2 separate regions of the Homo sapiens genome follow, and region 2 is linked to region 1. Evidence: chromatin loops called from intact Hi-C (ENCODE). Cell type or tissue: B cell. All regions are shown on one strand. Each heading gives the region's core, and the rest is flanking DNA. Links, peaks and the distances in the headings are about the cores only. Region 1 has its middle 10 kb from the start of ZNF397. Region 2 has its middle 66 kb from the start of ZNF397.

Region 1 (4,401 bases), core at 236-4,235:
GCTATAAAGTAGCTTACCAATTAAAAAAATTTACATTAATCTGGTGATATGGTTTAGCTATATCCCCACCCAAATCTCATCTTGAATTGTAGTTCCAATAATCCCCACATGTCATGGGAGGGCTCCAGTGGGAGGTAACTGAAACATGGGGGCGGTTTACCCCATGCAGTTCTCATGATAGTGAGTGAGTTCTCATGAGATCTGATGGTTTTATAAGGGTCTTTTTCCTCTTTGCTTGGCACCTCTCCTTCCTGCCATCATGTGAAAAAGGATGTGTTTGCTTCCCTTTCCTCCATGATTTTAAGTTTCCTGGAGGCCTCCCCAGCCATGCGGAACTGGGAGTCAATTAGACCTCTTTCCTTTATCAGTTATCCAGTCTTGGGCAGTTCTTTATAGCAGCATGAAAATGGACTAATACATCTGGTTTGTTTCTTATTTTCCATAATCTAAGTTGGGGTTCAGAGTTCTTCCTCAATTCTTCCCAAGCACTCTAAACTCTACCTACTTTTGTTGTTCTAGAATACTCTTGATGTCTCTGTCTTACCCTAGATGGATTCTAGAGGCCCAGTCCATGTGTCTTTTATTTACAGTTGACCCTTAAACAAAAAACAATTTTTGAACTCTGTGGGCCTGCTTATATGTGGATTTCTTCAACCTTTGCCATCCCTGAGACAGCAAGACCAACCCCTCCACTTCCTCCTACTCCTCGGCCTACTCAACATGAAGATGAGAAGGTTGAAGACCTTTATGATGATCCACTTCCACTTAATGGATAGTAAATATATTTCTCTTCCTTATGATTTTCTTAATAACATTTTCTTTTCTCTAGCTTACTTTATTATAAGAATACAGTATATAATCATATAACATACAAAATATATGTTAATCAACTGTTTATGTTATGGGCAAGGCTTGCAGCCAACAGTAGGCTATCAGTAGTTAAGTTTGGGGGGAGTCGACTGTGGGCTGGGGCACTGTGGTTCATGCCTGTAATCCCAGCACTTTGGGACGCTGACACCAAGGCATGAGGAGCACTTGAGGCCAGACATCAAGACCAGCCTGAGCAACTTAGCAAGACTCCCCCATCACTCTCCCCACAAAAAATGTATATGTATATGTCAGTCTGGCCTGGTGGTACACACCTATAATCCCAATTACTCAGAAGCTGAGGCAGGGGGGTCATTTGAGCCCAGGAGTTCAAGCCTGCAGTGAGCTATGGTATGCCACTGCACTCCAGCCTGGACAACAGAGTGAGATTCTGTCTCAAAAAAAAAAAAAAAAATTATATGCTTTTTTTTTTTTTTTTGAGACAGGTTCTCTCTCTGTCACCCAGGCTGGAGTGTGGTGGCGTGATCTCAGCTCATTGCAGCCTCAACCTCTGAGGCTCAGGTGATTCTCCTACCTCAGCCTCCCAAGTAGCTGGTACTCAGGTGTGTGCCACCACGCCTGGCTAATTTTTTATATTTTTAGTAGAGATGGGGTTTTGTTATGTTGCCCAGGCTGGTCCTGAGCTCCTGGACTCAAGCAATACCCCCACTTCAGCCTCCCAGAGTGCTGGGATTACAGGTGTGAGCCACTGTGTCTGGCCGATATGCAGATTTTTTACCTATATGTAGGTGTATGAGTTCCCCTAACCCCCAAGTTGTTCAAGGGTCAACTGGTACTGTGGTATTCACAGAACCTAGTACAGTGCCTGGCTCATTGATGCTCAATAAACATTTTTTGAATTTAATTAAGTATTTAAAAATTAAGACATAGTAATATTTTGTATATTAATGACATTTTAAATACCCAACATTTTCATTTAGGCCAAAGTTATTTAGTTTTCACATACACCATCACTTAATAAGTGATGCTGAATTTATAAGACTAAATAAGTTTACGAGAAATTCAGCCTTAGGAGATTCACTGTAAAATTCTAGTAAACAAATTCTTCAGGGCTAATTTTCTTTCTCTGTTCATATAACTCAAAAGTAGCTATAATAAAATTTGGTTTTTTTTGTTTGTTTTTTGTTTTTGTTTGGATGGAGTTTCGCTCTTGTTGCCCAAGCTGGAGTGCAATGGTGCAACCTCGGCTCACTGCAACCTCCATCTCCCAGGTTCAAGCAATTCTCCTGCCTCAGCCTCCCGAGTAGCTGGGATTACAGGTGCTCGCCACCACGCCCGGCTAATTTTTTGTATTTTTGGTAGAAACGGGGTATCACTATCTTAGCTAGGCTGGTCTCGAACTCCTGACCTCAGGTGATCCGCCGGCCTCGGCCTACCAAAGTGCTGGGATTACAGGAGTGAGCCACTGCACTCGGCCATAAAATTTATTCTTTTACAGCATCTTTATATTCAAGTATTTTGTAGAAAGTATTCAAGATTATTTGGTTCCTTAGGATGTTATATAATTTTTATTTATAATTAAAATATTTGATAAAGCCTTTAGACATTTAAAATCCAAATTTCTATGTCCAGAAATTATGTGTTACTGGGAATGAGAAATTACACTGCAGGCTCCGCTAGGATCCTTCTGAACGTGCCCTGCTTTAAATGGCCAACAGGGGGCAGCATGTTCTAGGGCAATGTCTCGAATCCTGCAACAGTCTTTGTGACGAAAAACAGTCGCCGAACTGCCACCAGAACTCTTGGACTGTGGAATGCAGGGTAAACAAAAATCTATTTACTGGCTCCAGTCAAACTACTTCTAAAGCAGTAGAGGTCATCTTATGGTTTCAATCATTTTACAATTAGTTTCAATACCACCACTAATTATCACCTGCTTGTTAATGCATAATAATAGGTGAATATAACACAAAATAGCAAGTTTCCTGTCAAGCCAGAGAGGAGAGAAGAAAGAGCTAAAAGAATCTTGGGAACATGAAATATTGAAAAATGCTTAAGTAATCTGGAACACTTATTACCTGCACACTTAATGATTTTTCAGTCTAATAAACATGATTAATATGTGATTTTTTACTGTTTATAATACTAACGCCTTATATATATTATTAACATAGATACTAATAATAGTAATGCACTCAAATAACTATAAGAACTAGTGAGGATTTTTAGGCTAATGTATTCATTCTTTGTACAAGTAAATTCTGTAAAAACAGAAAAATTTATCCTATGAAATAGATTGACATTCAATATCATATATTTTACTATAACTGTAGGATGTTACTAGTATGGGGTCCTTTTATAGACTAATATACAGTAGTAAAAATTATGGTAAAATCGTAGGCAAGTTAGATTAGAAAGATAATTACTTTTTTATTTTGTTCAATTTGGTTAGATTTGTTCTTTAGCAAAAGGCATTCATTTGTGTATATTCTTAATTTTACTCTGCTATGTTGTCATGCTTACCCACACAAACTGTTAATTAATAGTACCCTTGATTTTGAAGCTTGAAGAGATCCTGACATTCCCTCTATTTAAAGAGTCTTTGAGTCCCTACTTTTGATGCAGTTTCCTAGGATACTGAGAAATCAGTTGCTATTTAAACATTGGCTAGACTTGTCTAACTTCAAATAATTTACTTGAGACTTGTTTAAAATTATATTAGCCACTAAGCTTAGAAATGTGTCAAGTAGGAGTCAGGTTATGACCTCATACTTCAAATGAGACTTGAAGACTTGGTTGGCTCTCATAATCTCAGCTAGTCCTCACTGATGGCTCTATGGCAGTGCAGCACTGAAGAAGTACAATCAGGAAACATCACTCTAGCTCTATTATACAGTTCACTTAGTTGATGAGTATTGAACCAATTATTAAATTTTTCTGTACCTCAATTGTATGTAAACAGTGTAGACATTTTTTAAATGTTTGTCAAAGTGATTATGACCATCATATTACTTTGGTTTTCTAAGAAATCAAAAAGGAGATTTACAAATAAAGAACTAAATGGTAATGAAAAGTTCCTTTTAAGGGTAATTTCTAAATATGAGTAATTTTAATTTTAAAAAGAAATTAACAGTGTGCTCAAAGTGCTTTGCCAGGTCCTGAGAAGACTAACATAAATAAGTTAAGAGGAGCAGTGGCTCACGCCTATAATCCCAGCACTCTGGGAGGCAGACATGGGTGGATCCCTTGAGCTTGGTATTGGATCCCAGGAGTTCAATACCAGCCTGGGCAACACGGCAAACCCCATTTCTACCAAATACACACACACACACACACACACACACACACACACACACGCGCGCGCGCGCGCGCACTTATTAGCTGGGTGTGGTGTCTCACGCCTGTAGTCCCAGCTACTCTGGAGGCTGAGGTGGGAGGATTGCTTGAGTTGGTGAGGCAGAGATTGCAGTAAGCAGAGATCAGGCCACTGCACATAGCCTGGGCAACAGAGTGAGACCCTGTCTCAAATAAATAAGTCAAGAGGAGCATATCATAGCAGAGCCCTTCCTAGGG
Region 2 (4,401 bases), core at 217-4,216, 56 kb before region 1:
AGGTAGCATAAAGGATTCAAGTGAAACAATTTGATGATACAGTAACAGGAAGAAAAAGTAAGATCCAAGGCAGCAAAAGGCGAGTTCACACTGCCAATGCACAGAGCAGCAAACATTCTCTATTTTCCAAGTAATCATGCTTTTAATTTGATTTGCATAAATTCAAATAAATAAATAAATAGGTAAACATACATGAGTAGAGGAGGAAGGTATACCTTGCAAGAAATGAGCTTGGTATCAAGTGAGAGAGGCCAATATCAAGAATTTCTATTTGTTTTATTGATTTTACTTCAGTTTCAGAGGCTCATCCCTGCCCGTATTCCAACTCTTGTTTTCAGTAACAGAATTCTCCTGCCTCTAACCACAATGTTGGTTTGGCAGGAAATGAGGAGAAGGTTCCTTTTGAATTCAGACTATTGCTCTATGATAAACTCTTCTCCCTTGGGTGAGAATCTGAAGTCCCTTTGCCAAAAAGGCAAAGAAAGGATAAGTTTACAAGACAATACTAGTCTTTCTGTTACATATTGCAGTGTTACAAAATACTTCCACATACATTCTCTCACTGGATACATCCTCTCACTTTAGCCTTAGGAGGCAGACAAAGGCTATATCATAATCCTCATTTTACTGAGAATAAAACTGAAATCCGATTAAGTGACTTCTTCAAGATCATACTGCCAGTAAAACCCAGACTGGGACCCAGATATTCTGTTACTAAATCTCAGGTCCTTCCCATCCCATAATGTCACTAGGTTTTGTTTTGTTTTGTTTTGAGGCAGGGTCTCATTCTGCCGCCCAGGTGGGACTACAGTGGTGCAATCACCACTCATTGCAGCCTTGAGCTCCTGGGCTCAAGCAGTCCTCCTGCCTCAGCCTACTGAGTAGCTGGGACTACAGATGCACACTACCATGCCTGGTTAATTATTTTTATTTTTATTTTTGGTAGAGATGGGGTCTCACTATGTTGTTGCCCAGGGTGGTCTCAAACTCCTGGCCTCAAGTGATCCTCCCACCTTAGCCTCCCAAAGTGCTGGGATTACAAGCATAAGCCACAACACCTGGCCAGCATCACACTTTAAATTACCTGTGAAGTATCTATAATCATGATTACTTTGGGAACTAATGTTACCTAGGTCTCTGTCCTCCACCACTACATCCACCAGCCTCTTCACCCCACCGCTCACTGAGCATGGGGTTACCAGTCCTCTTAGTTCTGTCTAAACCCTCACTAAATCAGAATGCATAGTTCAGGCCAGACTGATTGGGGAAACTGAGACACATTTCTAACAGGACTTTCGCTTTTACAGCCTCATAATAACTACTATTGCAACATTATACTAAAAACAGTGCTGATGTTAATAATAATGATAATAATTTATTAAGTTCTGATTATATGTCAGGTACTTTACATATTTAATCCTCTCCAAAACTTTATGATAGAAGGTCCACAATCCTTATCCACAATTCTGAAATACAAAAAGCTCTGAAAACCCAAGTATTTTTCCCTAAGTATATGGCAAACTCTTCTTGTGGTAAAACTTGACCTGAACCAACATGAATTTTTAAAAAATAATCTTCATTTATCCACTTAGAGTGAACATTCATACATTTTGCTGCCACACAGGTCACATGTTTGAATGAGGGAGTGCTGTCCTAGGCCCTCCTGTCATGTCACATCTTATGTTCTTTGGAGTATATACACTTTTTTTCTTTCTAAAATCAAAATTATCTGAATACCAAAATACATCTGGCCACAAGAATTTCAAAGATCCCCACTTCTCAGATAAATAAACTGAGATTCAGAAAGAATACATTTTTAGTACACATCTCCTCTAAGTCATCAGAGCCCTTTTACTAATGTAATAGTCAATACTTGTTACAGGCTGAATTGTGTCCTCCCAAAAGTCATATGTTGAGACCCTAATCCCCAGCATGACTGTATTTAGATATGGGGCCTTTGAAGAGGTAATTAAAGTTAAATGAGGTCATAAGAGTTGGGGCTTAATCCGATAGGGCAGGTGTCCTTATAAGAAGAGGAAGTGAAACCGTAGCACTCTCTCTCTCTCCCTCCCTCTTTATCCCCCTCCCCCTCCCTTCCTCCTTCCCTCCCTCTCTCCGTTTCCCGCCAATCCCTCCCCCACCCACTCCACCCCCATCCCCACTGTCTTCCTGCACAAACACAGAGGAAAGGTTGTGTGAGGACACAGCAAGAAGGCAGCCATCTACAAACCAGAAAGAGAGGCTTCACCAGAAACCAATCCTGATTTTGGGACCTTGGTCCTGGTCTCCTAGCTTCCAGAACTGTGAGAAAATAAATGTCTATTGTTTAAACCACTCAGTCTGTGGCAGTTTTTTTTTTTTTTTTTTTATGGCCGCTCAAGCAAACTAATACAAAATTTATTTATTTTTTTAATTGGGAAAAGGGTAGCTATTATGTCTTCATATAAGCTAATAGTTGTAGTTAAGTGGACCACTTCAATGTATACGCCCTTCAAACTATTTTAAAGGCCACTGGCTCATGGCTGATCTGAGAGAGCTGGGATTGCATTTATCATCTGTTGTCACCCTATCCAGTCTTTCATGAGAAAAATTCAGCAAACAGCAATGATTTACTATGTGCCAGGCACTGTTCTAAGTGTTTCATGTATATTAACATGTTCAGCCTTCACAACAACCCCTTGAGATAGACACTATTATATCCACTTTACAAATGATGAACTTGAGGCACAGAGAGGTTACATATATTGTCTCGCTAGTAAAACTGGCAGAGCAAGCATCTGAATCTCAGCAGAAACCAAACAGGAAAAAATCCTTTTCCTCATAGTGCTTATAGGGAAAGGTAGGGCAGAAGGCAAATAAATAAAATAAATAAGCAAATTATATAGTAAAGTAAAAGGTTATAACTCCAATGGAGAGGAATTATCTAAGCGTTTAACAACTAGACCGGGCACTGTGGCTAGCTGGGCACAGTGGCTCACACTTGTAATCCCAGCACTTTGGGAGGCCAAGGCCAGTGGATCACTTGAGGTTAGGAGTTCCAGACCAGCCTGGCCAACATGGTGAAACCCCGTCTTTACTAAAAATACAAAAATTAGCTGGGCGTAGTGGTGGGTATTTGTAATCCCAGGTACTCAGGAGGCTGAGGCAGGAGAATTGCTTGAACCTGGGAGGCAGAAGTTGCAGCGAGCCAGAATTGCACCACTGCACTCCAGCCTGGGCAACAAAGTGAGACCCTGTCTCAAAAAAAAAAAAAAAAACGGTCTCACACTGAATGGAATACCAGGTCTGGTGTCTGAAGGGTAAAAGAGAAATTTCAGCACAAATATACTAAATAATAAACTCAAAGCAATCAAAACAATGCCTAAAAATAAATGTATTTGTTTAAAAAATACATAAGAACATTATGTAAAGCTACAGAAGAACTATGATGGAGTCACAGGGACCCGATTGTCCCCTCCTACCTGAAGGAATAAAAATTTTTAAAAACCAGACTATATATATGAAACGATGATTCTCAAGACATACTGGATATCAGGTGATGAAGGACAGTGATTTCTGAGAGATGAGAAACAAATGAAGTGAGCCCTGTGATTTACCCAGCCTACTGGCTTGAGAGAATTTGCAGGCCATGGTGCAGGGATGCGGAACCACAGTAGAACCCATTATGAGATGCCATTAAAGCAGTATTTGAAGACAAATGTGTAGCTCTAACTGCCTACAAGAGAAAGAGAAAAGAAGAAAGGTTTTCTTTGAAAACCTTTGAATCAATAACCTCAGCTTCCACCTTAAACTGGAAAAGGAAGAGCAAATTCAACCCTAAGTAAGATGAAAAAAGAAGATGATAAAGAATAGAGTTGAAAATGATAAAGTGGAGAATGGAACAACAATAAAGAAAAATAGATGAAACCAAAACCTGGTTCTTTGAGAAGATGAATAAAATTGATAAATCTCTAGCCAGGCTGATCAGGGAAAAAAAGAGAGAAGAATCAAATTATCAATAATCAGGAATGAAAGTGGGGCTATCACTACATAGTCTACATATATTTAAAAGATTATAAGGAAATATTGTGAACAACTTTATGCCAATAAATTCAACAACTTAGATGGAATTAACATACTCCTTGAAAGACATAAACTACCAAAGCTCACTCAAGAAGAAACAGATAACCTGAATACCCCTATAACTACTAAAGAAATTTAATTTATAGATTAAAATGTTCTGACCAAAAACAAAACAAAGAAACAAAACTTTTCAAGCCCAGCTGGCTTCACTGGTGCACAGGTGGATTCAACATTTTCTCAGCTACTAGGGAGGCTAAGGAAGATCACTTGAGCCCAGGAACTCGAAGCTGCAGTGAGTGGTGATTATGCCACTGCACTCCAGCCTGAGTGACAGAGCTA

What was found. A loop is a pair of places that touch in the nucleus more often than their neighbours do. Peaks named below come from ENCODE experiments on the same cell type or tissue, not always from the same donor. Only the 100,000 strongest peaks of a DNase experiment are listed, where the experiment ranks them.
Region 2: it touches region 1 in a loop (2.1-fold over the local background); 4 of 110 quality-filtered maps call a loop at or near these places.

The regions. Positions count from the first base shown.
Region 1 is chr18:35,228,610-35,233,010 of GRCh38, forward strand. No RefSeq gene overlaps it. Among named protein-coding and RNA genes, the nearest start is that of ZNF397, 10 kb to the right of the region's middle. In B cell, for the core only: CTCF peaks have their summits at 2,540 (motif pointing right) and 2,742; a DNase peak (open chromatin) is centred at 2,572; H3K4me3 peaks cover 358 bases.
Region 2 is chr18:35,172,353-35,176,753 of GRCh38, forward strand. No RefSeq gene overlaps it. Among named protein-coding and RNA genes, the nearest start is that of ZNF397, 66 kb to the right of the region's middle. In B cell, for the core only: no CTCF peak of the experiment used is centred there; a DNase peak (open chromatin) is centred at 2,019; H3K27ac peaks cover 881 bases.